Regions from separate parts of the Homo sapiens genome. Here region 2 is linked to region 1. Evidence: read pairs that join two places in POLR2A ChIA-PET (ENCODE). Cell type or tissue: MCF 10A. All regions are shown on one strand. Each heading gives the region's core, and the rest is flanking DNA. Links, peaks and the distances in the headings are about the cores only. Region 1 overlaps PPARGC1B (PPARG coactivator 1 beta). Region 2 overlaps PDE6A (phosphodiesterase 6A).

What was found. Peaks named below come from ENCODE experiments on the same cell type or tissue, not always from the same donor. Only the 100,000 strongest peaks of a DNase experiment are listed, where the experiment ranks them.
Region 2: POLR2A ChIA-PET joins it to region 1 with 11 read pairs; 3 of 35 experiments call an interaction of 5 or more read pairs at or near these places.

What each region holds. Positions count from the first base shown.
Region 1 is chr5:149,833,379-149,844,992 of GRCh38, reverse strand. PPARGC1B (PPARG coactivator 1 beta) reads right to left here. Exons shown (of 12, transcript NM_133263.4): 5 at 11,215-11,614; 6 at 10,283-10,319; 7 at 9,628-9,692; 8 at 7,920-8,730; 9 at 4,877-4,952; 10 at 2,616-2,737. Among named protein-coding and RNA genes, the nearest start is that of PDE6A, 110 kb to the left of the region's middle. In MCF 10A, for the core only: a CTCF peak has its summit at 7,115 (motif pointing left); DNase peaks (open chromatin) are centred at 5,612 and 7,122.
Region 2 is chr5:149,891,494-149,899,493 of GRCh38, reverse strand. It overlaps PDE6A (phosphodiesterase 6A), which reads left to right. Exons shown (of 22, transcript NM_000440.3): 9 at 1-119; 10 at 988-1,131; 11 at 2,718-2,783; 12 at 2,992-3,138; 13 at 4,204-4,311. Among named protein-coding and RNA genes, the nearest start is that of PDE6A, 49 kb to the left of the region's middle. In MCF 10A, for the core only: no CTCF peak of the experiment used is centred there; DNase peaks (open chromatin) are centred at 2,703, 3,323 and 5,883.

The sequences.
Region 1 (11,614 bases), core at 1,563-9,562:
TGGAGTCATGTAGTGACTCCTACCTTCTCAGGGGTCTCTAAGCTGCTGGGGGGTAGCTTAAAGCTACAGGCAGCCACTCTGCAACCAGGAGAAAAGTCTGCCCGAGAAGGACCAAAAGTCAATTCTATTCCAACTTTTCACTTCCATGAACAACAGAAAGAGTCCCGACTGACATATCATCTGCTATGTAAACTCCTCAAGGCAGAGACAAAGTGGCATTCACCAACTATTAGGACAGGATTACAAATAGTGGGTGCCTAATAAACATTTACGTGAATCATGTTTCCTGACACCTCTCTGAACCAGGGCCAAGTTTGAACCCTTCTGCCTCTTTATCTATTTATTTGTTTTTTGAGACAGAGTCTCGCTCTGTCACCCAGGCTGGAATGCAGTGGTCGCAATCCCAGCTCACTGTAGCCTCTGCCTTCCGGGTTCAAGCGATTCTTATGCCTCAGCCTCCTGAGTAGCTGAGATTACAGGCATGTGCCACCACGCCCGGGTAATTTTTTGTATTTTTAGTAGAGACGGGGTTTCACCATGTTGGCCGGGTTGGTCTCAAACTCCTAGCCTCAAGTAATCTGTCCCAAAGTGTTGGGATTACAGGCGTGAGCCACCATGCCCGGACCCTTCTTCCTCTTTAATGTCTAATATTGGTAGTACGTCCAAGACTCTTTTTTAAAGATCCTGTGTGTTTTTTTAAAATCTTAACAGACTGATCTTTCTCTTTAGAGATTAATTTGCCTGCTTTATTTTTGCATGCTATCTTCATTTGATAGCTTGAAAACTGCACAGAACTTAAAATGGTTCTATTTGTATAATGGTTCTTTTTTAAAAAAATTGGCAAAAACACTTAACAGGACATTTACCATCTTTGCCATTTTTAAGCATACAGTTTGGCAGTATTAAGTATACTCATATTGCTGTGCAACGAAGCTCCAGAAATCTTTCACCTTGCCAAACTGAAACTCTACGCCCATTAAACAACACCTCCCTTATTCCTCCTCTCTGCAGCCCCTGGCAACCATCACTCTTTCTGTTTCGACGAAATAGACTACTTTAGACATAGCATATAAGTGAAATCATACAGTATTTGTCTTTCTGTGCCTGGCTTATTTTACTCAGCACAATGTTGTCAGGTTCATCCATGTGGTGACGTGAGTCAGAATTTCCTTCCTTTTTAAGGCTTCATAATATTCCACTCTATGTATAGAAACCATATTTTGTTTATCTGTTCATCTGTTGGGGGACATTTGGATTGTTTCACCTCTTGGCTATTGTAAATAATGTCGTTATGAGCTTGGGTGAACAAATACCTCTTGGAGATCCTGTTTTCAATTCTTCTGAATATATACCCGTAAGTGGAATGGCTGGATCAGATGGGGGTTCTAGGTTTAATTTTCTGATGAACTGCCATACTGTTTTCCACATCGGCTGCATCATTTAAAATTCCCACCAACACTATACAAGAGTTCCAGTTTCTCCACATCCTTGCCAGTATTTATTTTCTGGTTTTTTGATAGTGGCCATCCTAATGGGCAAGAAGTATATAATAACTCTTACACCAGAAACTCTTTTCTTGCTGAAGCTTTCTATTATTATTATTGTATTAGAATGTAAAAACCCGAATAACTTAGTTTGCCTTAGTTTGCCGATATAATAGGAGATAATTTAGAAAGATTTCAAAACTGACAAAGTTTTGACATCTAAATTGTGCATTCATATGAAACCTGTTCTTTTTGCAGATCCCCTGATAGGTAAAACACTGCTTCTCCAGGTAAGTGACGAAAAACCAGGGCTGCCTAGTAGAACAAAAGGCCTGGGGCCTTTTCTTATTTTTTGCTCTATCACCCAGGCTGGAGTGCAGTGGCGCCATCTCGGCTCACTGCAACCTCTGCCTCCTGGGTTCAAGGGATTCTCCTGCCTCAGCCTCCTGAGTAGCTGGGAATACAGGAGTGCACCACCACACCCAGCAAATTTTTAAATTTTCAGTAGAGACGGGGTTTCACCATGTTGGCCAGGCTGGTCTTGAACTCTTGACCTCAAGTGATCTGCCTGCCTTGGCCTCCCCAAATGCTGGGATTACAAGTGTGAGCCGCCATACCCAACCAAGGCCTGGGACTTGCTGCTGCAGAGGAAGGGAGGGTGCTGCAGAGGAAGCACAGGGCTGAGGTAGAGTGGAGTCCCAGTGCAAGTCTTCAAGCTGCCAGGGGCTGCTGCCCCGCACTATCTCCAGGCCAAAGGCCCTGAAGCAGACACATGGGCTCCGGTTCTGGCTCTGCCACCAACTAGCTGCCCAGCTAACTTGTCTGAACTCCTGCAGAAAGGAGAGCAATTGAAAGACCAGGAGTGCTTATGTCCCTGGCGTGCTGGGAAGTTTAGATAAAAGAATGAAAGGAAACTGCCTGGCACTTCGTAAACCATCAGCACGTGTTTGCTGCTATTACTGACTGCATTACCATTTCTGGTCCTTCTCATGGGCCTGGCTTTCCACATCTAGGCTATGGATTTTGTCAGATTCATTTCACAAATCTTGGGCATCTTCTGGTACCCAATTCTGGATCAGGACCAGTGCCCCTCTCTGCTCCCTTCATTTGCCATGGCTTGGTTCAACTCACCTCCTATTTCTTGTCAGCACCTCGCACTCCTCAATCTCACCAAACACTTCAAAGCGCCTCTTCAGCTCTCGGGAGCTCATGTCGCTGGAGAGATTTTGAATGTACACCACGCGGCCTTCCCCCTGCCCAAGAAGGAGGACAGAGAGAGACTCCGTCATTGCCTGGCTTCCTGGGGCCCCTCTGGGAGTGGGCTCCCGTGGAGTCCTTGTCCTAGTCCATGATGCCTGGCTGAGTGAGCAATACCGGCTGGAGTCAGAGAGAGGACAATGCCAATCTCTACCCCAGAGGACCTGCCCTTGTTAGGGGAGGGTGTTGGAAGGGAAGAGGCCTCCAAGGAAGCCACTGCTTACATGAAGGAAATGAGCAAAGACTGGGGCTAGGAAGGGGGAGGGATTTATCACCATTGATATGCCTGCATATTCAGTAGCTTTTGGACTTAACCTTTCAAGTCTGAGCAGGGGAGGTGCTGGGGTAGGGCAAGCACAGGAGGCAGGTTGATTGTGAGTGTGAGAGTGGGCTGGAAGGAAGGGTAATGGGGTGGGGGCATCAGGGATATTGGTTTTGCCTGGGCAAAGTGGCTGAAGCCACAGTATAGACACTGTCACCAAGGCGTCACCTTCAGGAGAGTTCCATGCTATGCCAGTGGGTGCCCAGAACAGCCTAGCAGAGGGAAGGGGTGGGAGAAAGTCCAGACTGGAACTCCCCTTCCCCTCCTCTCAGATCTGTGATTTGATCTGGTTGAAGCCACTGCTATTGGACAAATCACTCTGACCTGCGAGAGAAGCTGCAGGCTTGTTCCTGGAAATCTGTGTTCCCATAGGAAAAACACACAGTTTCTTGTCCTGGACAGGCTTGCTCTGGAAACAGGTTATAGCCAGTGATGCTCCAGCCATCCCACCCACGGACTACACATGCCAAGGAAGAAAACCCAGGTGGCGGGTCCACAAACAGGACTCCGTCGTCAACAGTCAGGGGAACTGTACATCCCACAACATACGATGTCCAAGCTCAGCTCAACAGAGAAATCCCCTCCTCCCACTCTCCTTGCAGCTTCTTGAATTCATAAAGCTCCTTTCTGCCACTGCTCCAAACACTTGTCCCCCTGAGTCTTCGCTTGGTTGCTCCTTTTCATCAATCAGGGCCCAGCTCCCTGAAGGTGCCCTTCCCTGGCCACCCCATAAACACATCTTCCTCAACAGTCCTGTTTACTTTAGATTGTTACTAATTGCACATTACTAATTTCACAGTGCTTATCCCAATCTGTAATTACATTGTTTATTCCTTTGTTTATGAGTCTATTATCTCTCTCTCCCTTCTGTTCAGCCAGAAGGGGGGCCTCATCCCTCTTGTTCATTGCTGTCCTCCAACGCCCAGAACTGTGCTAGGCCTGTAACTGCTGAATGACCAGACCCAGACTCCAAGAAGATGCTCCATGCACAGTCCACGGTTTTAAGGACCTGTGTGCAGACAGCTGTGCACCTCTAGGGTATGCATACCTCCTGTGTGCCCCTCCTCCCTGAAGTGCCACATCACATGGGAGAGACTCAGCAGGAGTCTGTTTGTCTTTTTGTGTTTCCATCCTACTTTCCTCCTTCCTTTCTAGTGACATAGCCTAGCTGGCCAGCTCCAGCTCCCCACTCCAGGCCCCTGATGTGTTTTCTCTGTGGGGAGCTTTGCAGTAGGGTCACCAGGCAAAGGCAGAAGGCCAGGGCCTGTGGACTAACTCTGGGAAGGCATTAGGGAGGTGGGTGGGGAGGAAGGGACAGGCTCTCTTGGTCTCTCGGCACTGATCAAGTTGGGGAAAGCCTTGGGAAGCACAGGCCCAACTCCCTTACGTACAAATGAGGAAAAGTGAGGCTCGGGGTAGCTGGGGGACCTGCCCACGGTCACATAGAAGGTGGTGGCAGGGCTGACTTGTAACCTGGCCAGCCTGGCTCTGCTCCCCACTACCACAGCCCGCCCACTTGGCTCTCTCAAGGCCCCTGACGCTGAGCCCTAAATCACCACCAACAGCACACTCATGGCCAGTCTCTTGGTTGAACTTTGCATGGTGCCACCTTTGATGCCCTTTAGTGACCCTCGTGCTCTTCAAATGAGAGAAATATCATTGTCTGCTGTTGCCATAGTCCCTTCTTCCCCAGGCAGAGGCCGAAGACTGAGGGGCTCACCAGCCAGCCTCAAAAGGCTTTGGTCCATGAAGCCCCCACACACTTCCTGTCCGTTCCCATTCACTCCAGGCTCTGGGCCCCCAGATCACTTACAATGGCCTTTTCCCGCCGCTTCCTGGCGTGCCGGATGCTTGGCGTTCTGTCTGAACACGGCCCTCTGCTCTCACATCTGTCAGTGAACAAGCAAAGCAGAGGCACTCACTCTCGGGAGATACCATGGGGGTGGGGGCGGATCTGCTCCAGGACGCAAGGGATGCTTCCTTAGGATTTGTTCACGAGGGCACACAGCTGGAACTGCCTCCCGCAGAAACCTAGCTTCCCCTTCTGCAACGACGGCCCAGGGCTGTGTGTGGGCCTGAACATCTGGACACATGCCTACTGCCAGCTTCCGGACTGGATCACCGGGAACCACTGTGTTGCTCATTATAATCCCACCCCATTCTGAGCCTTGCCTCTCTATGCCATTAGGGGTAGAAAAGCCCTTTTGCTTTATTATCTTATTTGACCTGATTTTTTTTTAAACCCCATGAGGTTTTATGTTTCTCCATTTTCCAGATGAAAAATCTGAGGCTCAGGTTTGAGATGGGATTTGCTTAAAGCCAGAAAGCAGAGAAGTTAGAAGCAGGTCCTTCTGATTCCAGAACCACTGTTCCCTTTGGGTTCATGCCTCAGCCAAGCAGCAGCCCCTGGCCATTGCAGCTCCATGCTTCCAGGCTAGCTATCAGGCTCATTAGTCCCATAGCCCGAGCAGGCTCCCAGGTGCCACCCACCTGCAGCCTTCCTTGCCTGCTTGCACGCTGCCCTCACTCATCCAGTCTGAGTCACTGACAAATACAGCACAGAGGACAAGAACACAGGCTTGTGAGTCAGACAGCTTGAGTTTGAAGCTTGGCCCCACCGCCTCCCTGTTGGGTGACCTTGGGCCAGTTACAGAAGCCCTCTCAACTTCAGTTCTTCATCTATAAAATAGGGATAACCAATTGTGTCCATCCCTTGGCCATTTGTGAGGATTAAATTTAAAAGTGCATGTCAATGCTTAGCCCAGGAACTGCTCCGTAAATATTTGCTCTATTTTTCTATGTAATCTCTTTGAGCCTCAGCTTCCTCATCTATAAAATGGGGATAAGCAGCAGATACCTCCAGGTGCACCTGTGAAGCTCTAGTAGGATAATGGGAGGGGAAATTACTTGCAACTTTAAAGGGTTACCTAATTATTGTATTATCATCCCTTTTGCAACAGAATTGGTAGAATTTCCCCACCTGAAGAGCTGAGAGTGCCTGGAAGGTATCGTGGAGTTCAAGATTTGTGTTGTTAACCCAGCTTAACGTGCTTTCTGTTGCTGAGTGTTTGGTACAGGTCTGGAGAAGGCTGATTAGTATCTTACCAGGTTTACCAGGTACTGAGCTCAGCCAGGTAGCTGAGCAGGAGCCAGGTTACCCAATTAAGTTTCTGTAGTGAGCAGAAAAAGCCAGCCCTGAACCTGGCCCAAAAGTGAGAAGAGAAAAAGGAAAATCCATGGGGGTTTCTAGAGAAGTTCTCGACTCTTCCCAGGCAATTCTATGAATGCAGGCCCAGCCCAAACACCTCTGAGCTGGGCAGGAGAGAAAGGAGACCAGGGAAGCTCCAGCTTGGGGGATGTATTTCAACATGAAGAGAACCTGGGCAACTGCCTAATGTGGAGATGGAGTGCTTTAGCTCACAGCAAAGCAAGGCTGAAGCCAAACCTTTGACATTGGACCACTGTAGGGCAGAAGCTACCCCCGGGAAAGAATGGAGCCAGAAAGAGAGGCTCAGCGAAGTCGGCAGAACGCAGCTGTGACTGACGAATCCTAGCTTCTACAGTAAGGGCTTGCTGGAGAAATTGCTGCGGACCTCACTTTGAGGAACAAAAAATTTAGGGCTTCTTAACAAGTTTGCGGGGAGCCCACAAACCCCCTAAAATTGAATGCCCAGTTAGATGTGTATGCACATTTTAATATGGAGATGGGCCTTTGCTTTAATCAGGTTTTCAAACAGTTAAGAACACTTGTTGTAGATGTATAAACATAAAGCTGAAGTCTTTTTACATTTTATTTAACAAAAAAAAATTTTTTTTTGCTAGTCCCTTTAGAAGGGAAGAAGAGGTATCTTCGCAAGACCTAAATTCTGGTCTCAGAGTATGATACTCTAGCAATGTCATCATCATCACCTGGGGACTTGTTGGAAACGCCAATCCCTGCCCCTGCCCCTGCCCCTGCCCCACCCCAGACCTACAGATCAGACACCCGGGTGTGGGCCGGCCAGTGGAGGCGCAACAAATCCTGCAGCGGATTCGGCAGCTGGGCTCTAGCCCAAGAGCAGCATCTAGTGGCCACTCAGCTTCACCTCAACACAGGGCTGGGGATGATGACACTGACTGTCCTCAAGCCTTCCCCAGGGAGAATCAGGACCCACTGTGATCAGAGAGGAGCAACCAGTACCCTCTGAATCTGCCAAACCTCCATTTTTTCTGCCCAGCTCCCCAGCTGACTTTTGGACTGGCTTCTTCTCCAGTCTGGTTCAGCGAGCGAGGATGATACGAGCAAGCGGGCTCATGAGGCATCATCCCTCCACTGAGGTCAAAGCCCTTCGAGGGGCAGCCAACTGGTGAAAGCCACAGCACAACTCAGCATGACCCAGAAACCTTATCAATGCTTTATGTCCAGGTATTTTCCAGAGCACAGATTAGAATTACACTAATCTTTCTTTTACTTATAAACATCCCTAGAATTCAAACTGTTGGGGCAGGTATGTTTGCACAAAAACTTATCCATTTTACAAACATAAAAGCAAAAAGTACAAATGGATAAGGGACAAGTTCCTTTATAGACGTAAGCCCACAAATAGCCAGGAGTGGGTTTTCTTTCTTTCTGGAGGCCAGGATGTTTGGGACACTCTCGATTTCACAGACCAGGCTGTGCCTGCCTCCAGAACTCACCCACAACTGCCCCAGAAGACCACCTTCAAGGCTCCTGACCAAGACATGGGCCACACTGGGAGATGCAGCCTCAGTTTCAGAGCAAGCTTCCCAGGGATCCTCCCTCCTGGGGCTCCTGGCTCCCCGGGAACTGGGATCCTCCACTGCCCGCTGCCTCTCCTGCAGCCCCCTGTTCATACCTGAAGTTCCTTCGAGTGGCTGGTGACCAGGAGTGGCAGGGTGAAGAGCCAGAGCTTGAGCGGCTGCGGGAACAGAGCTGCCGGTTGGCCTTGCTTGGTGGGCTCTGGTAGGGGCAGTGGTCAGAGCAAGTGGGGCTGACCCCTGAGTCCTCTTCTTCATCGTCCTCCTCCTCCTCCTCCCCTTCTTCCTCTTCCTCCTCTGGGAGGAAGCTGCTCTCGCCGCTGCTGCTGCTGCTGTCTTCAAAGACAGTGTCATACTCAGGGCTCTTGCAGGAGGCCAGGTCTTCCTCCTCCAGGGCGGTCTCCAGCAGCCCAAAGTGTTTGGTGAGGCTGGCACGGATCTCATGGTCTCTCAGCAGCGTGCTGTCCTTGGGTGGGGCGCCAGCATCACAGCTTCTGTCTTCCTCCCTGCCAGGGGCCTGTGCCTCAGCCCAAGGGGCACCCTGCTGGGGCCAGTCCTCAAGGTGAACCCCAGACGGCTCCCAGGACCTCAGCACCTTCCTTTGCAGGACGCCTTCTGGTCGGAGCACCTGGCAGTAGTCATGGTCTCCAAAGGAACAGGAGAAGGGACGCTTCTGGCCAGCCTGGGAGGCTGGCTGGGCTGTGGCATGTCGCAGGTGGGACAGGAGCTCACTTCGCTCTGGGTGCTTCTTTGGCAGCTTGTGGGCAGCCCCTGGGGTGGCCTTGAGTGAGAGGCCCTCAGGGGAGGGGAGGCTGAGAGCTATTTCTTTGCCTAGACTATGCTTGATGTCTGGTTTGAAGGGATCCTCCTCTGTGGGCTTGTACGGTGGTGTGGTGGGTGGGGTGAGTCCTGCCCGAGGAAGAGGAGAAAGGTAAGATAAAGACAGATCACTTCTCCAAGGGACACTAAGACCCTAAGTTTGGGGCCAAGCCTGGTAGCTCACACCTATAATCCCAACATTTTGGGAGGGTGAGGTGGGTGGATTACTTGAGGCCAGGAGCTCGAGACCAGCCTGGCCAACACGGTGAAATCATGTCTCTACTAAAATACAAAAAAATTAAACAGGCTTGTTGGTGCAGTGAGCCAAGATCGTGCCACTGCACTCCAGCCTGGACAACATAGTAAGACTATGTCTCAAAAAAAAAAAAAAAAAGAAAAAAAAAAGACCCTAGTTTGGGATGGCAATAAAATGGCCAAGTGCCTTTACTCCCCCAACCCAGTGGATGGCAGACATCACTAACTGATCACTGCACTGCTGGCTGAGCCTGGAGGTAGGCTGGGAATCCTCCAATTCTTTGGAGTTGGCATGTGATGAAATCCATTTGCCATCCCTTCTGTGACCTACTAATGGCAGCTGGAACCTCCCAGTCATCCAAATACCTCTTCCTGATCTACGTCCAATCGTTCAACAAACCCTCCCAACTATACCTCTCATATGCCTCTGGTGTTTCCCATGACGGAGAGGGGGCAGGCACCGCAGATAAAACTGCCCACCTGGGCTGGGTGCGGTGGCTCACGCCTGTAATGCTGGTTCATTCCCAGTGAGTCTTCTTTATGGTACCTATTGCAATTTGTAATGATCTTCCTTTTCTGTTTGCTTTTTGACTGCCTATAACATAAGCCCCGTGAAGGCAGGCATCTTGCGCATCGTTCATTGCGTGGCACCTTGCCCATGCATGATGAAAAACTCAGAGATGCACGGGTGTTTTCCTGAAGGCACCTGCCAGTGGAAGCCCCCTGGCTCACCTGCTGTGCCACAGAGCTCCACTGTCAAGGTCTGCTCAAAGCTCTTCTTGCCAAAAGTTGGGTCGCTGGTGGAGGCAGGGAGGACAGAAAGGAAAGAAGCAAGTCAGCAGCAGGCATCCACCTCCCCGCCCATGAAAGGGTCGCAGGGAGTGCTGTGACAGGCCCTGGTTCCACTGCCCATGGAAATGGAGCCTGAGATGCATTCGCTCTGGGGGAAACCCCATCCCGGCTGTTAGAGGAATTCAAGCTGCACAGCTCTTTTAGGAGACACAGGCAAGGTTCACTGGAGGGTAAATAGAGGACAAGTGTTGTCAGCCTCCTTATTTTATAGAGGGAGCAACCGAGGCCCAGAAGGAGGAACGGACTTGCTGAAAGCCACAGGGCACTGTCAGAAAAGAACTCTTTTCAGGGCCCCCAAGAGGACAGGTTATGAAATGGCCTGAGGCCTTTCCTCTGGCCTGCAAAAGTCAGTTTCTAAACACCAACTCCCTTCTAAAGGAGCCCAGCTCCTGAGGGTCCCAGATGACAATCAGGGCACAGGGTGTGGGGCCGGGGCCAGGGGTGGGCGCTGATGAATCCCCCATCACCACCAACACACACATCCAACAAGACAAAATCTCATGGAACAATACACCAATAATTTCTAAAAATCTACCTTTGTGACAAGGCCAGCATGAGGCACCTGGGAGAGTCTGAAAAGAAGACACAGAAAAATAAGATTCCCCAATATGGTATCACTAGCAGATGTTTCCCCTCTGGAGGAGACCCTAGGCCTCCACTGGTGCCAAGCACAGCTGCCCTTTGGGCAGGTGACCAAACACCTCTGCCACTTTTAGAGAAGGGCAGAACAACTCAAATCCACCTTCCATCCTAGTCTCAGCTGGGAGAGCGACTTGATTTTGCAGAAAGTACAAACAGGTGCAAGAGTGACCCCTTCTGGCTAAACGTGTAGCACAGTGAGGAAGAACTTGACTCTAAGTCCCACTGCTGTGAGCTCTGGACAGACAGCCCTGCATAGGGCTCATCATTAAGTAGCTCTGTGCCTGAGTTTCTGTATCATAAAATGGAGACGATGACAGTCCCTACCAGAGAGCCTTCTTGTGAGGACTCAATAGGGACAATCTGTTCATCTGAGACCAGTGCCAGCACGGTAAGTATACAGTGGCTAACTGTTGTTATCATTACTGCTATTAGCAGCATTTAAAACTCTAGCTGCATTGTGGAGCTGAACTTATAGCCTTACGCTTCTGTCACATCATCCCCAGTGAGTCTTCTTTACAGTACCTATTGCAATTTTGTAATTATCCTCCTTTTCTGTTTACTTTTTGACTGCCTGCTTAATTCATTAAGTGGCACCTTGCCCATGCAAGATGAAAAACTCAGAGATGCATAGGTGTTCTTCTGAAGATCTGCTCCAACTAGCCCAAAGAAAAGCTGAAAGCCAGGGAGGGGAAGGGACTTGTCCAAACCCATATAACACTTTGTTGGGGGACGGGGACTTGAACACAGGGCTCCTGGCTCCCAGTGCAGAGGGGCATGCTGCACCCCATCCCTGCCCCCACTTCGCAGACCACCAACTCTGACTACCTCTGGGAGGGAGCTGCGGGCAGCTGGGGTCCTCATCCATGTCCCCACACCCACTCTCACAGGGGCTCTCCAGGGCAGGGATCTGGGGTCCCCGTAGGAGCTGCTGGTCTTGGCCACTGTCCTCGTCCGTGGGGCTGCCCAGCTCCCGCTCTACGTCGTAGGCCTTGGGAGCCAGGCACAGTGAGGGCAGAGCACCTTGGGGCTCCGAGGGGACCAGCGGCTCATCTGCAAATGTCAGCCAGGGGCCCAGCTCAGGGTTCAGTCTCCGAGAACGCCGCACGGGGCACACAGAGCTCTCCAGCTTCCTCCCCAGCTTCGTCCATGGCAGGCCTCGGCCTGGCCTTTTCCTGCCCCACTCCTCCTCCTCCTCTTTTTCTTCTTCCTCTTCCTCCTCCTCTTC
Region 2 (8,000 bases), core at 1-8,000, 56 kb before region 1:
TTAAAAATGTGCTTTCAATGCCGATTGTGAACAAGAAGGAAGAAATTGTTGGAGTGGCCACATTTTACAATCGTAAAGATGGGAAGCCCTTTGATGAAATGGATGAGACGCTCATGGAGGTATGGCTTGCTAGGAGGCCTTTTGCTGTTGGGATTCAGAGTCAGCTTGCTGGGGGAGGCTGGGTGTCACTGCGCTATCACATGGGGCAGCAACCTGGTTGCTATAACCCTGACTCTGCCTCATCAACCACTTTCTTCACTCTCACTGCTGTACTGCACTGATGTGCTGTCAGAGAAATCCACATTTCCTTTTTAAAAAATGTAATTAAGCTGAGCATGGTGGCTCTCACCTGTAATCCCAGCACTTTGAGAGGTTGAGGCAGATGAATCACTTGAGCCCAGGAACTCAAGACCAGCCTGGCCAACAGGGCAATATCCTATTTCTACAAAAAGTTAAAAAAAGATTAGCCAGGCATGGTAGCGCATATCTGTGGTCCTAGTTACTCAGGAGACTGAAGCAAGAGGATCACTTGAGCCCAAGAGGTCAAAGCTGCAGTGAGCCATGATTGTGCCATTGCAATCCATCCTGGGTGACAGAGCAAGACCCTGTCTCAAAAAAATAAAAAATAAAAAATAATTAACAAACTTTACTTTTTAGAGTAGTTTTAGGTTCTTAGCAAAATTGAGCAAAAAGTACAGCGTTCCTAGATATCCCCTATCCCCACATAGGCAAAAACACATTCTCTTTTTGTGAAGTTATTACACATAAGAATGGTACTTTCTGTATGTTAGTGCTTTATGTACAGTGTGGTCACATCCATTCCTTTATCTTAGCCTTATAAGAACTCCGCAAGGTGGGCAGCACACAGCTTATCAAACCCATTTTATAGCTGAGAAAACAGAGGCCTAGAGACTCTTGCTATGAGTTTTAGAGTCAAGATTAAACTTAGGTGTTCTGTCTCTGATTCCTCCTTTCTTTCTTTTTCAGTCTTTGACTCAATTTCTGGGCTGGTCTGTCTTAAATCCTGACACCTATGAGTCAATGAATAAACTTGAAAATAGGAAGGATATTTTCCAGGACATAGTAAAATATCATGTGAAGTGTGACAATGAAGAAATTCAGAAAATCTTGGTGTGTAATGTTCTTTACTTGTTTCTACTCTAATACAGACTGCGTCTCAGAGATGTGGCCAGATTAAGGCAAAACTTGCAACTCCATGAGGGCACAGCCTGGGCATGGGTTTGTGCACTGTTGTGTTCCTTCCTGCCTAGCACAGGGATGCAGCAGCCCTCAACATTTAATGAATGAATGAATGAATGAGTGCATGAGCAGATGAGTGCCTGAGAGTGGTACATAACGACTGCACTGTGTGGCCTGGGGACAGCTATTGCTTGCAGAAACACCTCATTCTTGGGGTCAGATGTTGGCTTGACAGCTCTAGAAACTCCATTTTTCACAGTGCTCAGGGATGACTTGCTACTGGAGACAGAGTCAACCAGCCATAGCCCCTACTCTGAGAGGAAGCTTTATCTGGAAGACCAGTAGACAATTATCAGTTTCTCAGAGCCTCCCTCCTGTGGGGTCAGCTCACTTAAAAGACCCTATTAAGTTGGGTGCAGTGGCTTACACCTATAATCTCAGCACTTTGGGAGGCCAAGGTGGTCAGATCGCTTGAGCCCAGGAGTTTGAGACCAGCCTGGGCAACACAGCGAGACCCTGTCTCTACCAAAAAAAACCCCACAAAAATTAGTCAGGCATGGTGGCGTGTGCCTGTAGTCCCAGCTACTCGGGAGGCTGAGGTGGGAGGATCACCTGAGCCCATGGAGGTCAAAGGCTGCAGTGAGCCGTGATTGCCACACCATGCTTCAGCCTGGCTGACAGAGTGAGACCAGAAAAAAAGAAAAAATAAAGACAGGCTAATGTTTTTAGAGGGCATTTCTTAAGCTGGGAAGATACCACAACAAATTTGATCATTTCATTCCAATAACTGTTAAATTCAGAAGAGAAAACATCCCGTTTAAATAAATTGCCTCATGGTTTGCTTGACTCAGTCCACAGTTTCAGCCAAAGAATGGGTATGTGCAACCTATCGGGGCACAGCCTCGGTGAACCAGTTACAAGTTAACAAATTTTGCTCTGGGTCAAGAAATCAGGAGCAAGTAACTGGGTCCAGTTCCCCCTCCTCTGGCACATGGGGACACAGGCCCAGAGAGAGAAGGAACTTGCCTCAAGTTACACAGTAAATGAGAGGAAGAACTAGGACTATGTCCAAGGCCTCCTTACTCCCAGTCAGTAATAGTAACAATGAAACTATCAACAACAACATTAATTTATGTTAGTGCTTACTATGCGCCAAGCACTGTGCTAAGTGCTTTATATGGATTATTTAATTTTACATATGTTACTTGAGAATGACTTTTCACAATTAAATTTTAATTCACCAGTTAAGTATGTTTATTATCCTCAACTTACAGATGAGGAAACTGAAGATCAGAAGCATTAATAACACGGCTAGTAAGTGGTAGAGCTTGAATTTGAATGCAGGTCTCTATGGCTCTAAAGCCCAGGACCTTGTGCATCAATGGATGTTAAATGGAATCCTCTTTGAGCTGGTGGTTCTGTTGCAAGGACTTTGGAGGAAGGAGATAAATGGGAATGGAAACGCGGAGGCATGTTGTAACCTATTTTTTTTCCCCTGCCATTTTGGGTCCTGGCAGAAAACCAGAGAGGTGTATGGGAAGGAGCCATGGGAGTGTGAGGAAGAGGAGCTGGCTGAGATCCTGGTGAGCTGAACCGGGGCAGCACGAGCCCCGATGTATAACAAGTGCAAAGTGCTCCTGAGCATGCAGGGGTTTCTCCTTGCAAAGCATGTTCCCCATCACTCTGTTCTGATCCTTCCAGCAGACCCAGGATGGGGACAGGGCTGGACAGGAGGTGGGCACCCAGAAACACTTCATGTTTCCTAATCACCTGACTCTATTCCTTATACAGCAAGCGGAGCTGCCAGATGCAGATAAATACGAAATTAATAAATTTCACTTCAGTGACTTACCCCTAACAGAACTGGAGCTGGTAAAATGTGGAATACAGATGTATTATGAGCTCAAAGTGGTGGATAAATTTCACATTCCACAAGAGGTGAGGTCAAAACAAATATATATGATTTCCCTTTTTAATTTTCTTTCTTGCTTGCTTTAAAAAAAAGACTCAATCTGTAAACTACCTTAAAAAGAGTTTACTCTCAGTATTTAGGATTTAAAGAATTAGTCATGTTGCACAGATGAGTCATTTATAAGAAAAGAGACACGCTGTTCCTCTGTGTCCTGTGAAGTGTGATGTTTTGGGTGCGTTGGTTTCTTGCAGTGGGTTCTGAGGTACTAAGCCCTGAAGGCTGGGAATAGATATGCTGCAAAAAATGGGTCCTATAGTTAAATGAGGGCAGAAAATGTGGGCTAAACCCATTTAAACAGGGCTCATTCCCTGCAGGATTCCTTACTAAGGTTTGCTGTGAGTCTAGGGTCATGGGGGACGGCAGAGAAGGTATGTGTGGGAGGCAGTGGGATATGATATGCAGAATTGCCTGAACTTGTTTGATTTTGATTAAAGCAGTGGTTCTCAAAGTGTTACCCCAGACCACATCCACACCACCTAAGAACTTATCAGAAATTCACATTCTTCTTTTTCTCTCTCTCTCTCTCCTCTTTCTCTCTCTCTCTCACACACACAGACACACACACACACACACTCCCAGCTCTGATAAATCAGAAACTGTTTTAACAAGTCCTCCAAGTGAGTCTCATGCACACGCAAGTTTGAGAACCACTGGATAAAAGAGTCCTTTTGTTTTTGTTTTTTTTTTCCCTGTAGAGCCCTTGTTAGCTTCTCCAAGGATAGTTGCTCTCCAGGGCACAGTTCGGGAATTACTGATGAAGCTCAGTCAGAGGAATGATGCATGCTCACCTCGTTTCCTAACAACAACAACAACATCTTCTTAGTATTTAGCATTTAGTATTTGCAAAGCACTTTCGCAGCATGATTGCATCTAGTACAAGCTCTCACCTCCTGGTCCAATGATGGGGTTAGAGTACCTCAAACCTCAAAAGAGAGGGCCATGGGCCATGCCTTCTTCATATTTTTGTTATTCCAACCCTCATGAGACCATTTCAGGTGTGTCCTGCCTCACTGATGTGCATGTGTTCACAGGCCCTGGTGCGGTTCATGTACTCCCTGAGTAAGGGCTACCGCAAGATCACCTACCACAACTGGCGGCACGGCTTCAACGTGGGGCAGACCATGTTCTCCCTGCTGGTGGTATGGCGGGGCCGGTGGGGCTGGTAGGGTGGGCTTGCATCACACTAGACAATCTCATGCAGACTCTACATGGTAGCAACAGCGTTGTTCTTCTTTCTTTATTTATTGTCTTTTAAGAGTTATGTGAAAGCAGTACGGGCTTAGTGTAAAAGGATTCCAAGAATAGAGATGCATATAAAATAAAAAGTGAAAGAAAGCTGCAAGCTACCCCCAACCTCAGTCAGGTTATTTGGGGGTAACCATGTCACAAGTATAAAAGTAGTTCAACAGGGCCGCCTGTAATCCCAACACTTTGGGATGCCGAGGCGGGTGGATCACGAGGTCAGGAGTTCAAGACCAGCCTGGCCAAGATGGTGAAACCCCATCTCTACTAAAAATACAAAAATTAGCTGGGCGTGGTGGCGGGCACCTGTAATCCCAGCTACTTGGGAGGCTGAGGCAGAGAATTCCTTGAACCCGGGAGGCAGAGGTTGCAGTGAGCCAAGATCGCGCCACTGCACTCCAGCCTGGTGACAGAGTGAGACTCTGTCTCAAAAAAAAAAAAAAAAAAAAATTCAACAGTTCAATTGGTCATGGTTATAGTCTTTGCTTGGGGGCATAATGACAATTAGGAACATATTTCATTTTTAAATGGCCTGTTATAAAGAGGTATCCATTTCTGTAGTTAGCCTGGCAATGCAAGTCATAGTAATGTGGAAATCCACTTAAAATAAATAAATAAAGATTAGAAAACCTTGAAATAGAAAAGTTTGCCATTCACCATTCGAGATGCCTCCAAACCACCTGTTAGCTGCTCCCATAAACACATCATGTGTTCTTTTCCCCAGAGAAATTTTCTGAAATTTCCTTAAATTGTGGCAGTGTCTAGAGAAACAGCAGTATCAGCCACCTTTAAATTAAGCTTCCTGTAGTACTAAAATCAGAGAAAAGATAAGTGCAACATTCAGTTTTGTTCAGCCTCATACACAAGCCCCAACAAGGACAAAAAGGAGGTCTAAAGCTGCATCATGTTCCATTAGGTGTTTCCATGAATCTTCTCATCCACTTTTTAGAGAGTTGCTTCTACCTGTCTGAACACTGGGAGGCCTGATTGACTATAAAATCCAAGATTTCCCTCTAATGTATAATCAGCTTTAAATTCCCTATAACTGGTACCCCTCTACCAGCAAGAGTGAGCCCCCAGGAGCCCCATTGGAAACTTTCCTCAGTAGACACTAACTTATATTCATCTATTTTGAGGTCATTAGTAATTCTGGTTATTGATTGCTTTGGCCTCTGATTGTGGGAGTTATTATGGGAACTTTCAGGGGCAAGCTATCTGGGAGCATGAGTGAGCCTGGCCAAATAACAAGTTCTGAACCATCAGGGAGACAGAACAGAGTAAGCAAACCCAATATAAGCCCTTGGGACTGGAAAAGAGGCCAGCTAGTGATGCATGAACAGAGTTCAGTTAAGTCTGTCCACTCATAAGTCTGCATAGCTCCTGAACAGGGTCCAGTGAGACACTTACTTTTTTGTAGTCCCTTCATAGCATACTGTAAGGTTGCATAACCATATTTAGTGGAAAGAAACCTTACTGGATTTAATCCAGTGACATCCTACAAGCAATTACTCATACCCACATAGGTAGTCTCCAGGTCTTGACTATACAATACCTGAAAGCAGGATATACCTTTTGTAGGCATCACTTAGATGGGTTTTCTATATTTGGCAGTGATTAGGTTATTAATTAGAAAGGTCAGAGTACGGTTTCCTTCATGATGGCAGAGAAGTCTTGATCTATGATCCCTGTCTAGAATGCCATCTGTTTCTGTGGAAAACCTTCCCTGGTTAGCTTTACCCGAAGGAGTCCAACAGGTGTATACTTCCAGGAATCTGGAGGGACCTTTTGAATTGAGAGATGTAGATCCAAGACTCAAGGCCCTAAAGTTTTGCGGTAGAGAAGAACTTGGTATGGTCGCGTCCAATGGAGTTCAAGAGCAGTCTTCCTTTGGTGTAATTTCCAAAAGACCTAATCTTTGGGTTCTAGATCATGAAAGATCTGGTTGTCATCAACTGGTGGGTCACAAAGGGCTTCTTTAACCTGATGAAAATATGCTTTGGCATAATGCACTAAAGTTCTGCACTACTGAGTCACGTCAGAGTTTATAAAAGTGGAAGATAAATGAGGTTCTCTTACCAGGGGCATACACCTTCCTGTAACTATTTCGTATGGGGCCAATCTGTTTTTCAGCAGGAGTGGATCTGATTGCCATCAATTGAGAATACCTTTGACCAAGGCAATCCAATTGATTCAGTTAGCTTTGCCTAATGCAATTGTGTTTAAAATATCTTTGTAAATGGTTTTACGATGTGTCTAGTGAAATGAGTATCTCTTTATCTCTATCTATAAATTTTATACAGGCTGGGTGCAGTGGCTCACACCTGTAATCTCAACACTTTGGGAGGCTTAGGTAGGTGGAATGTTTGAGCCCAGGAGTTCGAGGTCAGCCTGTGAAACTCCATCACTACAAAAAGTACAAAAATTAGCCAGGTATGGTGGCGCACGCCTGTGGTCCCAGCTACTCAGGGAGTAAGGCAGGAGGATCCTTTGAACACAGGAGGCTGAGGCTGCAGTGAGCTGTGATGGCACAACTGCACTACAGCCTGGGTGACAGAGTGAATCATTGTCTCAAAAAAAAAAAAAAAAGGAAAGAAAAGAAAAGAAAATGTCATACAATTTCTGAAACACATATTAATAACATATCCATAGACTATAACTCAAACAAAGCTTAGCATTATTATTTGACAGTGCTTCCAGAAAAGTCTCTGGAGATTTTCTCAAGAATTCCTCACAAGGGAAAAACATTTTTTTAAGTTTTTTTTTTGATTTGAGCTCCTACTCTGTTGCCCAGTCCGGAAAGCAGTGATGTGATCATAGCTGAATGCAGCCTCAAACTCCTGGGTTCAAGTGATCCTCCCATCTCAGCCTCCCAAGTAGCTAAAACTACAGACAAGTACCACCATGCCTGGCTGATTTATTTATTTTGTTTTTTAGAGAGATGGGGGGTCTCACTATGTTGCCATGGTCTTGAACTCCTGGCCTCAAGTGATCCTCCTGCTGCAGTCTCCCAAGTTGCTGGAATTATAGGCACAAGCTATTAAACTCAGTGAAAAAATATTTTCTAATAGCTTTTTAAGTAGTGTTATAGCATCAGCCTTCCTGTATGGGAACGGTTCTATAAAACCAGAAAAGAAGCACTAAAGGAGCAGTTAAGTGAAATCCATTTGTAAGTGTTCAGATGATCCAGTGGGTGCTGGAAATGTGTTGCCTGAGATTTTTATTGTCTTGCTAGAATTATGAGTTTGACAAACCAAACTTTTTTTTTCCTTTTTTTTTTGAGATAGGGTCTTGCTCTGTTGCCTAGGCTAAAGTGCAGTAATGTCATTATGGCTCACTGTAGCCTTGACCTCTCAGGCTCAAGCAATCTTCCCATCTCAGCCTCCCAAGTAGCTGGGTCAACAGACACTCACTGCCATGCTGGGCTAATTTTTAAATTGTTTTGAAAAGACAGGGTCTCACTATGTTGCCCAGGCTGGTCTTGAACTCTTGGGCTCAAGTGATCCTCCTGCCTTGGCCTCCTAAAGATCTGGGATTTTAGGTGTGAGTTACCACGCCTGGCCCCAAACATTTCTTGAAACCATTTCAG